2 separate regions of the Homo sapiens genome follow, and region 2 is linked to region 1. A link is a loop called in an ENCODE intact Hi-C map of the cell type or tissue named here. Cell type or tissue: Caco-2. All regions are shown on one strand. Links, peaks and the distances in the headings refer to the core of each region. The heading gives the core; the rest is flanking DNA.

Evidence for each region. Peaks named below come from ENCODE experiments on the same cell type or tissue, not always from the same donor. Only the 100,000 strongest peaks of a DNase experiment are listed, where the experiment ranks them.
Region 2: a loop joins it to region 1, with 2.2 times the contacts of the local background. A loop is called at or near these places in 6 of 110 quality-filtered maps.

What each region holds. Positions count from the first base shown.
Region 1 is chr15:65,827,805-65,830,304 of GRCh38, reverse strand. The region is part of intron 1 of LOC105370866 (a long non-coding RNA gene); the gene reads right to left. Among named protein-coding and RNA genes, the nearest start is that of DENND4A, 37 kb to the right of the region's middle. In Caco-2, for the core only: a CTCF peak has its summit at 965; no DNase peak of the experiment used is centred there.
Region 2 is chr15:65,723,719-65,733,682 of GRCh38, reverse strand. It overlaps DENND4A (DENN domain containing 4A), which reads left to right. Exons shown (of 33, transcript NM_001320835.1): 8 at 865-931; 9 at 1,983-2,041; 10 at 4,005-4,149; 11 at 4,436-4,611. Among named protein-coding and RNA genes, the nearest start is that of MIR4511, 9.4 kb to the right of the region's middle. In Caco-2, for the core only: no CTCF peak of the experiment used is centred there; no DNase peak of the experiment used is centred there.

The DNA of each region.
Region 1 (2,500 bases), core at 1-2,500:
TCTCAGCCTCTTGAGTAGCTAGCATTACAGGCATGCATCACCATGCCTGGCTAATTTTTATATTTTTAGTAGAGACGAGGTTTCGCTCTCTTGGCCAGGCTGGTCTCGAACTTCCGGCCTCAAGTGATCCATCGACCTCAGATTCCCAAAGTGCTGAGATTACAGGCATGAGCCACTGTGCCCGGCCTGATTTTTTGTTTTCTCACCTAGAAAAAAAACAGAAATTATCCCACTTGCTAGGGTAGTTCAGTCATCAAACTACCAAATAGGGGCTACCAAAGCCCCTATTCTTTATGTATTCTTTATGTACTACACACTAGGCTTGTGCTGGGAGGAAACTGGTGTGGCCCCTTTTCTAAGGGAGCCCACAGCCCAGTGGGGGAGACTATTGTATGTTCTTAGTGTTATGGAAAGAAACTTTGTGTTGAAAGAACTTTGAAAACTATGAGTGCTTTAAAATATATGACAATAAGTATATTTTAATTATCCAGTATGAGTCAATGGTTGGTCTGATTTCTGGACCTGGGTATTTCTCTAAGAGGACTAGGTCTCGCTTTGTCACCCAGACTGGAGTGCAGTGGTGTGATCTAGGCTCACTGCAGCCTCAACTTCCCCAGGCTCAGGTGATCCTCCCACCTCAGCCTCCCAGGTAGTTGGGACTACAGGCGCAAGTCACCACGCCCAACACATTTTTGCATTTTTTATAGAGACAGGGTTTCGTCATGTTGCCTAGGCTGGCCTTGAATTCCTGAGCTCAGGCAATCCACCAGCCTAAGCCTCCTAAAGTGCTGGAATTACAGGCATGAGCCTCCATGCCTGGCCCAAACTACTTTTGTAGAATTAAACATTGGAGCAGTTACTAAATATCATTCACCTGGGTATTGACTGAATTCACCAACTCCCATGACGGTATTTTCATGTTGTGCCCACTAGGTGTCTCGTTATTTTGTAAGAAAATGGAAAAGCACAATGTTTCTACCTGTGTTACCAGTCAGCTATAGGATAAACATGGGAATCACTTAGCTAAAATCTCAGCCCCGTCCTAGCAATCATTGATTAAAATGCCAGTGGTTACCTCTCATTTGAGTAGAAGCAGGGAATGTCCACAAAGATGTCTTTGTGGATTCTTTCTGCTTCTCATAATCCATGTACCTAAAAACTGTTCTCTTAAAGTCAGGACTAGGAAGATGAAGTAGGAATTCTTCCACAACATGAGTACTAAGACCTTAAGGGTAACAGCACTGCATCCCCATTGGTTTCCTAGGTTAATGTTTATGCTGTAACCTGCATGTGAGCTGACATTCCCTAGCCACACCACACTATTTGTATGCCCAGCCAGAATGTGTTCTTCCCTATACATCAATCAAAAAGACTTGTTTTCACAACACAATCCAGGGTCTCTTCTTGCACTTAGAATTTCAGGTTTGTAAATAATATAATACTGCTTATCTCAATATTTTCACCTGTGTCATGAATGACTTTTCTTTAGATGGCCCATGCCGAACCTTCTGTATATGAGTGACATCAGAGCGGAAGGCACTAGATAACAAACAGGAAACTGAGTGCCTTCAAAAGTTTATTGCAACCTCAAGAGCCCATCTCATCAGGCTTTCATACTCTACTAATGGGAGTGTAAACTGATATGACCTTTCTGCAATACAATTTGACAGTATCTATCAAGAATGTATTTTAAAATGTATTTCAAAAGTACTCTTTAATGCTGTGTCTGTCAGGATCCCAAAAGAAAAAGGATTTCAGCCAGGAGCAGTGGCTCATGCCTACAATCCCAGCACTCTGGGAGGCCAAGATGAGTGAATTGCTTGAGCCCAGGAGTTCAGGACCAGCCTGAGCAACATGGTGTATTAGTCTGTTTTCATACTGCTATAAAGAACTGCCCAAGACTGGGTAATTTATAAAGGAAAGAGGTTTAATTGACTCACAGTTCAGCATGGCTGGGGAGGCCTCAGGAAACTTACAATCATGGCATAAGGCAAAGGATAAGCAAGGCACCTTCTTCATGTGGCGGCAGAAGGAGAAGTGCTGAGTGACGGGGGAAGAGCCCCTTATAAAACCATCAGATCTCGTGAGAACTCACTATCACGAGAATAGCAGGTGGGAAACTGCCCCCATGATTCAATTAACCTCCACCTGGTCTCTCCCTTGACACATGGGGATTATGGGGATTACAATTCAAGATGAGATTTGGGTAGGGACACAAAGCCTAACTATATCACATGGTAAAAACCCATCTCTACTAAAAATACAAAAATTAGCCAGGCATGGTGGCACACACCTGTAGTCTCAGCTACTCGGGAGGCTGAGGTGGAAGGATCACTTAAACCCAGGACACAGAGGTTGCAGTGAGCCTGTCAAAAGAAAAAAAAAAAAGAAAAAGGAAAACGATTTGAGTCAGGATGGTTCAAATGAAGAGACTCTTTTTTTTTTTTTTTTTGTTGGGGGACAGGCTCTCACTCCATTACCCAGGCTGGAGTGCAGTGGC
Region 2 (9,964 bases), core at 7,465-9,964, 100 kb after region 1:
ACAATCTGATCTCTCTTGCTTTTCCCCACATTAATGGTAGACATTGGTGGCTTTTTATGACTTTTTTACATATCCTGTCATGTCTGTTGGTGTGTTTTTATATAGTAAACAGTCAAAACATATTTGTAAATTAATAAATTTCTAATATTGTCTATCTAGTTGAAATTTTCTCCATTCTGAAACCAAGATGATTTTGAAATAATGTTTTTTAAAAAATAATACAAACATATTCAGACTGGAACAAAAATTTTTAAAAAAATTCAGAAATAAAATAGCTTATTCCCCCCTAGGAAAGATTTTTCACTATGGTTGCTTTTTTTCTGTTCCATAGTGTTAAAAACAAAATCCATAGATCTAGCTTTTTATCCATCTTATTCTGGGGAAAAAACCTACAAAATCAGTAATATAATTTTTAACGTATTATTAATAGAAAGAATACTGTTCAGTTTTTAGAAGTATTAAACTGTTTCATTTTTTCTGGAGCACCTTAAGTGTTTGTTGTACATAAGACAAGCAATTGACTAAAAAGCATATTGTAAATGTAAGAATTTACTTTTTGGGTAATTTCCACATCACTGATATATTGCATACTATCTAGGTAAAAGTTAAACAGACTTTTAAGACAGTGATAACAAATATTGTTGAATGTGAATGCCTATTAATGTGAAAAGTCACTGGGTTTAGGCAGAAGCAACTTTAATGGGATGAATGATTTTTGGTTGTTCACTTGTTTTCATAGTATTAGGGATTTCAAAATAATAGGGACACAGGGCTTTGACTCAACTTGGACTTGTGATGACATGTTGAGCTTTATAGCATATGACGTTCACTTTGGAATCACTTACACTTTTGTTTGTTTTCAAGGCATATTTCTCATTTTATGCATAAAGTTCCTTTTCCATCTCCTCAGAGACCACGGATTTTAGTTCAGGTAAGGTTTTTTTGTTTTTGATTGGGGGACCTATGAGTTGTTATTGGCTCTGTCAAAATGTAACATAAGAATAACAATTCTGAATGAGGAAAAAAACCTAATGAGATTTAGAGAGAACCAGATACTATTACCTGTTGTAGTTTGGGCCCTTAATGTTTTATTAACTCCTCCCAGACATCTCCTGCTTTTCTTAGAGAACGGGTTCAAGAATTAAAGAAGTAGGTTGAAGTAGACATTTTGAATACACAGAAAGGAACTTTTTTCCCCTAAATTTGTTGTAGGTATTTGAAAGTTTGTGCCTTTGGCAGTTATTTAATAAGTTAAGGGAAAGTTGTGTGTGCATAAATTTCAAAACATAGATAAGAGTAATTACATTATTATATTGATACAGATAAAATATCTAGAAAAATAATATTTTGAGCTTTATATTCAGTCTGAATATCCACATGTGATTTCTGTCTTGTTTCCTGGAATGTAGTGTAAGAATATACATAACACATTCAGTTTAAATACACACAAAAGATTGTTTTATGATGGAAGTTAACAAACTTTTTTGGTTATTGGTCATACACTAAATATTTTAGTCTTTACTTGTCATCTGATCTCTGTCACAACTATTCAGCTCTTCTGTTACAGCACAAGAGCAGCTGGGTAATATGTAAATAATGAGCATGCCTATATTTCAGTAAAACCTTATTTACAAAAACAGGCAATCTATGGATTTGCCATGTAGGCCATAGGTTTTTTGACCCTGGTATTATGGTATTAAATGAATAATTTAGTCTTTCAGTGTGAATTTGTTAAAATGGCATCAGGGGAAACCATTGAGGACAGAAGAAAAGAGGATTCACAGTAAGAAGAATTAGTAGTTGAAAGGGGTCAGGACATGTTTTTCAAGATCTTAGTGAGTGATACAAAGTGTTCTGATACTGGTAAATGGATATACTGAAACTTCATGGGCATAATCATTATTTTATATATTTTTAACAGAAAGTGGTGTTTTAAAGTTCATCTTTATGTTTCAAATTCTTTATTTTAAATCTTCTTCCAGTTATCACCACATGATAATCTGATTCTCAGTCAGCCTGTGTCTTCACCTCTTCCACTAAGGCAAGTAAAACCTCATTTCTATTTATTTTTCTCTCAATCTAGCATAACATTCAAATATTTTATTTTTCCTAGCTAAAATTTCAAATATTGATGGAAATACTTCTCATTTAACTACTACTTCTCTAAATTCCTTTTACTTAATGTTTGGGTTGCAGTTATTAATGAAAAAAGGAAACTTTTCTAATAGTGTTTTGTATTTTGTGTATCTATTATCATCAAATACCTACTATTGTGTAAGTGTGTGTGTGTGTGTATTTATGTATGTAGATGATGAGAACAGTTATTTTTAGCTTTAATTAACCTCTGAAGAACATTCAAATGCAATTAATTTTTTCTTTTTAAAATGCAATTAATTTTAAATTTTACCCAAAAGAAAAAAAATAGTTCTAATTATTAAATTGTAGAATAGGACAATGTATTTTCTTACCTTAGAAGTTCAGAGAAATCATTAAGTATGTTTTCTCTACAGTATCCTTTCTTGAAATTTGATTAGCTGTGTAATTTTTTCATCAGAGAAATGGTTACAGTCTGATTAAGTTATATAGGAGATACCTAAGGGAGACTAGCTGCCATCTTTGACATTAATTTTGTAAGAATTGCAGATTATTTCATCACTAGCTCTCAGCCCAGAGTGACAAATGTTTTCTTAACCTTTGTTTGAGCTGAAAATAAACTAGAAACAATGAGTGAGACTATGTATGTCACTCTAAATTACATAAAGGACTTTTTTAGGTAACAGCTTTATTGAGATATAATTCACATATCATGTAATTCACCCAATTAAAGTGTATGATTCAATAATTATATTCACAGAGTTCTGCAGCTATCACTGTAATAAATTTTAGAACATTTTCGTCACCCTAAAAAGAAACTCTTTACCCTTCGGCAGTTAACCTCCTTAATTCCTCCCATCTCTAACATACTCATACCCCTCTGCAGCCCTAGTCAACCACTAATCTACATTCTGTCTCTATAGATCTGTCTATACTGTACATTTCATATAAATGGAATCATACAATATGTAGTCTGGCTTCTTTGACTTAGATTAATGTTTTCAAGGTCTATCTATGTTGCCTCATGTATCAGTACTTCTTTTTATTGCCAAATAATATTTCATTGTATGGATATACGTTTTATGTATCTGTTTATCAGTTGATAGACATTTGGGATAGTTCCACATTTTGGCTACTATGAACTTACCCCGATTTTTTTGTGGACATATGTTTTCATTTCACCAAGAGGCTTTTGTTATTAGTTTTGCTTTATTTAAAAGATTATTCCAGTGAAACTAGTTGTTTAGCATTATATAAACAAAATACTTGCTGGCTTACTGAACTATTTATTTACTTTGTCAGTTCAGTATTTTGTTACTATATAGAAGGCCTAAGTTTATTGTTTTCATTATTAACTTGCTTTGTATGTGTATCTTATCATCTTGTACCTCTTGATTTCCTATTACTATTATCATTACAGTAGTAAAGATTATTCACAAAATTAAGTTTTAATGTGTATTTACCTTAAGGGAAGTGGGCCTGTAAGTCATATGGTTTTTCTGATAATTACAGTGGAAGATAGGCCATGTTCAAAAACTTCCATTTAAGGATTTGCTTTCAATCAAAGCATCCCTTTTATAAATTGCATTCTTTATTTGGACATTATATGACAGATGTTTTTATATGAAATGAAGCAGATGACTTTTCATTTTCCATATTGAATACAGTACAAAAGAATGATTTTGGAATCTCCTAAAACTGCATTGTTTTCATAGTGTGTTTGTGATGCAGTGTTTTCCCTGCATCATAGCAGCAATCATGTTTAACGGTGAATATATAATACAAATTGTACCCTAATCAACATATATAATACAAATCCTACTCTAATCAACTACTTTTGCCCATTGTTTTAGATAATGAGGTGTTTGGATCATTATTTTTTAATTATATATTTTTGTTTGGATTGACAGTGGTGGCAAGTTTTCAACACTACTGCAGAATTTAGGCCCTGAAAATGCTGTGACACTACTGGTGTTTGCAGTAACAGAACATAAAATTCTTATCCATTCCCTACGGCCATCCGTGCTTACTAGTGTGACAGAAGCATTAGTGTCTGTGAGTATCACAGTTTCTTATTGGCAGTCAATTTAGTTTAAACTTAGTTTATTTATATAACTTAAAGCCATTTTAATATAACTTAACTAAAATTCAGAGAGTAATGAATTTGTGTTTTTTGAAAGCAGTTTTGATTTCCTGACCATTAACTCTAGTTATAATTATTTCATTCATTATCAGGCATTAGGCTTTAGATAATACTTAAAAGACAGTTTTTTGTGTGTGCTGATAAATTATGCTTCAGTGTTAAAAAGCTAAATTCTCTCCTATCTTTTGTTTATCCAAGATGATTTTCCCTTTCCACTGGCCATGCCCGTATGTTCCTCTCTGCCCACTGGCTTTAGCAGATGTCTTGAGTGCACCATGTCCATTCATAGTAGGGATTGATTCAAGATACTTTGATCTCTATGATCCTCCACCAGATGTCAGTTGTGTTGATGTAGATACCAACACTATTTCTCAGTAAGTACATTTTAGTGATTCTACATGTATATTTTACAACTTTGTAGCATATGTATGTAACTGTATATTTTATGATTGTTAAGTAGGATTCTTTTAAGATATATTGTTTTCCTTGTTATGTGGGGTAATCACCGTCTTTGAATCAGACCTTATTATGCGTCAATGGAGTAGATTTAGAGTATTAAAGAAGGTTTTGTTGGAAGGACTATACCTTTCATCCTCAGGCTTTCAATATTTAAGAAACATTTTAATGTTAGGCTTGCTTAGAAATTTAGCCAAAGGGGGCCGGGCGCGGTGGCTCATGCCTGTAATCCTAGCACTTTGGGAGGCCAAGGTGGTCGGATCACCTGAGGTCAGGAGTTTGAGACCAGCCTGACCAACAAGGAGAAACTCCATCTCTACTAAAAATAAAAATACAAAATTAGCTGAGCGTGGTGGCGCATGCCTGGAATCCCAGCTACTCGGGAGGCTGAAGCAGGAGAATTGCTTCAACCCGGGAGGTGGAGGTTGTGGTGAGCTGAGATCGCGCCACTGCACTCCAGCCTGGGCAACAACAGTGAAACTCTGTCTCAAAAAAAAAAAAAGAAAAAGAAAAAAAGAAAAAGAAATTTAGCCAAAGGGAAATTGAGGTTAGAAATAGAAAAAGTTTATTTCCCTTTAATGATATGAGTATAGGTGAAATCACAAATTGAATTAAAACACCATTCTTTGATTAATATTTCAATCCTATTTCTAGTCTTTTATAATACTATTAGAATACTTAAATATAGACTGGGCGTGGTGGCTGACGCCTATAATCCCAGCACTTTGGGAAGCCAAGGTGGACGGATCACTTGAGGTCAGGAGTTCGAGACCAGCCTGGCCAACATGGTAAAACCCTGTCTCTACTAAAAATTCAAAAATTAGCTGGACGTGGTGGCAGGTAATCCCAGCTACTCCAGAGACTGAGGCAGGAGAATCGCTTGAACCCGGGAGGCGGAGGCTGCAGTGAGCCGAGATTGCACCACTGCTTTCCAGCCTGGGTAACGGAGGGAGACTCTGTCTCAAAAGAAAAAAACAAAAAAAAACAAACAAAAAAAACTCATCATAGTAAAATAATGCTTTAAAATTTTAAAATAAGTTTTAAATTATACATAATTTCATTATCTTTACACCCTAGGGATGCAAGGGTTTTATGTTTTCATTTCTTTGCACTGAATTTATATGTAAGTTATAGCTATCGGAACTATTTTTAAAGCCTTTTTATAATTCTGTATTGTTTTGTGTCCCTTATTTTAAATTTAATCATACTTAATCTATTCAGGGAAGAGGAAATTGATGCACTGTCCACATTGCACCCACAGGACATGTTTATAATAACTATGATTTAGTCTAATAAAGCCCAAAAGCTGGTACAGCTTTTACACTTAAATATGTAAATGTGAAGTAGGTTTTTCTCCTTTTTTAAAAAGAGACAGGGTCTTACTCTGTCACTCAGGCTGGAGTGCAGTAGCATGATCATAGCTCACTGCCAAATTTCTGGGATCAAGCAATCCTCCTGCCTCAGCCTCCCAGGTAGCTAGGACTACAGGTGTGTACCACCATGCCTGGCTAAATTTTTTTTTTTTTTTTTTTTTTTTGAGACGGAGTCTCGCTTTGTCACCCAGGCTGGAGTGCAGTGATGCGATCTCAGCTCAATGTAAGCTCCGCCTCCTGGGTTCACACCATTCTCCTGCCTCAGCCTCCCAAGTAGCTGGGACTACAGGTACCCGCCACCATGCCTGGTTAATTTTTTTGTATTTTTAGTAGAGACGGGGTTTCACCATGTTAGCCAGGATGGTCTTGATCTCCTGACCTCGTGATCCGCCTGCCTCAGCCTCCCAAAGTGCTGAGATTATAGGTGTGAGCCACCGCGCCCGGTCATGCCTGGCTAATTTTTTAAAATGAGAAGGGGTCTTGCAGTGTTGTCCCGGCTGGTTTGGAACTCCTGACCTCATGTGATCCTCCCCCCTTGGCATCTCAAAGCATTGGGATTACAGGCATGAGCCACCACACCCAGTTTTTCTCCATTTTTAAGTAAGAGCTTTTTATCTTAAAGCTTTTTTTGAAAAAAATTTTTTACTTTTTATTCTTTTGAGACAATGTCTCGTTCTGTTGCCCAGGCTGGAGTGCGCAGTGGTGTAATCTCAGCTCACTGCAACCTCTTCCTTCCAGGTTCAAGCAATTCTCCTGCCTCAGCCTCCCAAGTAGCTGGGACTACAGGTGTGTGCCACCACACCTGGATAATTTTTGTATTTTTAGTAGAGAGGGGTTTTCACCGTGTTGGCCAGGCTGGTCTCGAACTCCTGGCCTCAGGTGATCTGCCTGCCTCGGCCTCCCAAAGGGCTGAGACAGCCTAAAGCTTTTCGATTTAATTATGAAACCTTAGATTAGTTCTCAGTCTTGTCACATGTCACAACCTCAAGTGCCTAAACCATTAGAAAAGTTTAGCAGAAAATGAGTATTCTGTTATAAAGCATGCATACTGTCAAAATTTTTATTCATGGAAAGCCTAACCAAGAAAATATGAAATATATTTTATGCATAAAAGCCATTTTACATACGGCATCAATAGATTCAATGATTCTTTACCATCAACATTTCATTCTTTACCAGAACTGTTTAATACTTTTAAACATTAAAGTAATACAACTTTTCCTTGCCAGGTTAATGTTACGTGATGTAATATTTTTTAATTGAAATTAACAGTGGTAAGAGTGTATACTGTGTTTATTATGGTAATAAATTGTATTTTCCACCTTACAATGTCTCTTAATTTGTTAAAAGAATTTTCTCAGCTAGGTGTCTTGACTCATACCTGTAATCTCCACACTTTGGGAGGCTGAGGCAGGAGGATCACTTGAGGCCAGAAGAGACCCCATTTATACAAAAAATTTAAAAATTAGAAAAAGAATTTTGTCTTCCTACTTACTATTTTTTCTTTCTTTCTTGAAGTTGCTGAGGTCTGAGCTCTTTTCTTTCTGCTTTGATCACTAATGAGTTAAAGAATCAAAGAAAGATAAGTTGTTTGTGCTCATGAATTCTTGCCATTACCACCCTCCCAAACCGGTGGAGGACTAGACTAGCGAACTGACAGCTTTCTACTTTCCTTCAATTAGAATTTCTGAAGCCCCAGCCTGAAGTTTGAAAGAAAAACAAATCCCAAGTATGGAATTTTTGGTTTCTTTTCCCCTTCCCTGTCTTAAGTATATATGATACAGACTATTTTTAAATATGAAGAAATTTCTGAAGAAAGGGAAAGAAATTAATATGTATGTACCAAGTGTAAAGCTACATGTGTAGCCTAAGTTATCTCATGTTATTCTCCATACTTTGTGAGGTGGTTCTTTTTTTTATTTTTTTTATTTTTATTTTTTGAGACAGAGTCTCACTCTGTTGCCCAGGCTGGAGTGTGGTGGCGTGATCTCAGCTCACTGCAAGCTCCACCTCCCAGGTTCTTGCCATTCTCCTGCCTCAGCCTCCCGAGTAGCTGGGACCACAGGTGCCCGCCACCATACCTGGCTAATTTTTTGAATTTTTTAGTAGAGACGGGGTTTCACCGCATTAGCCAGGATGGTCTCCATCTCCTGACCTCATGATCTGCCCGCCTCGGCCTCCCAAAGTGCTGGGATTACAGGCGTGAGCCACCGCGCCCAGCCGAGGTAGTTCTTATTAACCCTTCTGACAAGGAAACCAAAGCTTAGATTTTTAAGCGATTTATCAAAGGGCATATAGCTTATGTTGTCAGAACTGCATTTTAAAGCCATTACTGTTTGACTCCAAAACTAATGCTTCTACCACTAATTATTGGGTAACTATATAATATGTGTATGTCATAAAATAATGTAGTAATCTTGTAAGTGGAAGTCATCATGAGTAAATATACATTTACTCATAAGATGATCTTTTTTATAAGAAGATGATCATAGACCAAACTCAAGTACTTCAAAAAATTCCCTTACCCAGCCAAGTTTTAGAGGGAAGATATCAAAGGAAAGAGGCAGAAATTATAGCAGTAAGTAACAGTAATTAGATGTGATCAGATGATACCAAGATGTTGTTCATTCATTTACGCCACAAACATATCCCGAGTGCCCTTTTTTTGCTAGGCACTGGGAATAAAATAGCAAACCACATATTCTTCTTTCTCTTAAGACACTCATAATTAAGTCTAGCAAGACAGGCACTATGCAGTGAATGGTAAGACACAGTGGGAAAGCTGTGTTACTGAGTTTCATCAAGAAAATAATTTTAAAAAGTGTTTCTATGTTGCGTTCTTACTATAACACAGGATCCTGTTGGTCACATTGTAAATGTAATCACACCTTCACAGCAGGACATCTGCAGTTTGACTTTGCCCTATCTTTATTTTTATTCTCATTTGTGGAAAGATAGAGGGGACAAATTCCAAGACAGTCATTTTTGTTCAGCTTAAGCTTTCTTATCCCACTCTTTTTTCTTTGTTTACTTTTCAAAGTGATATTTGCCCTTTTTTGTTCTGTAGGAAGTTTAGGGAATATAAAAAGGTTCAGCAAGTTCCACTACACACCTGTGCTATGTTGTTCTGTGGTGGTTAAAATATGAGTGTTTTACTTTTCTTTTCTTTTTCTATACATTTTTCAAGTTTTCTAAAATGAATATTCATTGCTTTTGAAATAAAAAAAAAAAAAAACGATTCAAAAAAAAGTAGAGTCAGCTGGTCACAGTGCCTTTTGCCTGTAATCCTAACACTTTGAGAGGCAGAGGCCAGGAGGATTCCTTAAGATGTGGAGTTCAAGACCAGCCTGGGCAACGAAGCAAGACCTCATCTCTACAAAATAAAAATTAGCAGGCTGTAGGGGTGCGCGCCTGTAGTCTCAGCTGCTTGGGAGGCTGAGGCCTGCTTGGGAGGACCACTTGAGCCTGGGAGTTAAGACTGCAGTGAGCCGTGATCATGCCACTGCACTCCACCCTTGGTGACAGAGTGAGACGTTGTCTCTCTGGTTTTTTTTTTTAAAGTGGAGTCATTAAAGCTATCTTTAAGTCCAAATGCTTTGCAATGCTTTATCACCATGCTCTTTTCTACTCCTACCCCATGTATGGTTTAGAGACCAACTGTGTTGTAATTGCTATAATAAAGGAGATTATAGGAGCCTGTCCCAGAAACAAAGATACAATAGTTCCTCCTTTACCCACAGTCTGGTTTTCCATGGTTTCAGTTATCTGTGGCCAACTATAGTCTGAAAGTACATGAGTACAGTACAATAAGTTATTTTGAGAGAGAGAGCCCACGTTCACATAACGTTTATTAAAGTATATTGTTATAATTCTATTTTATTATAAATTATTGTTATCG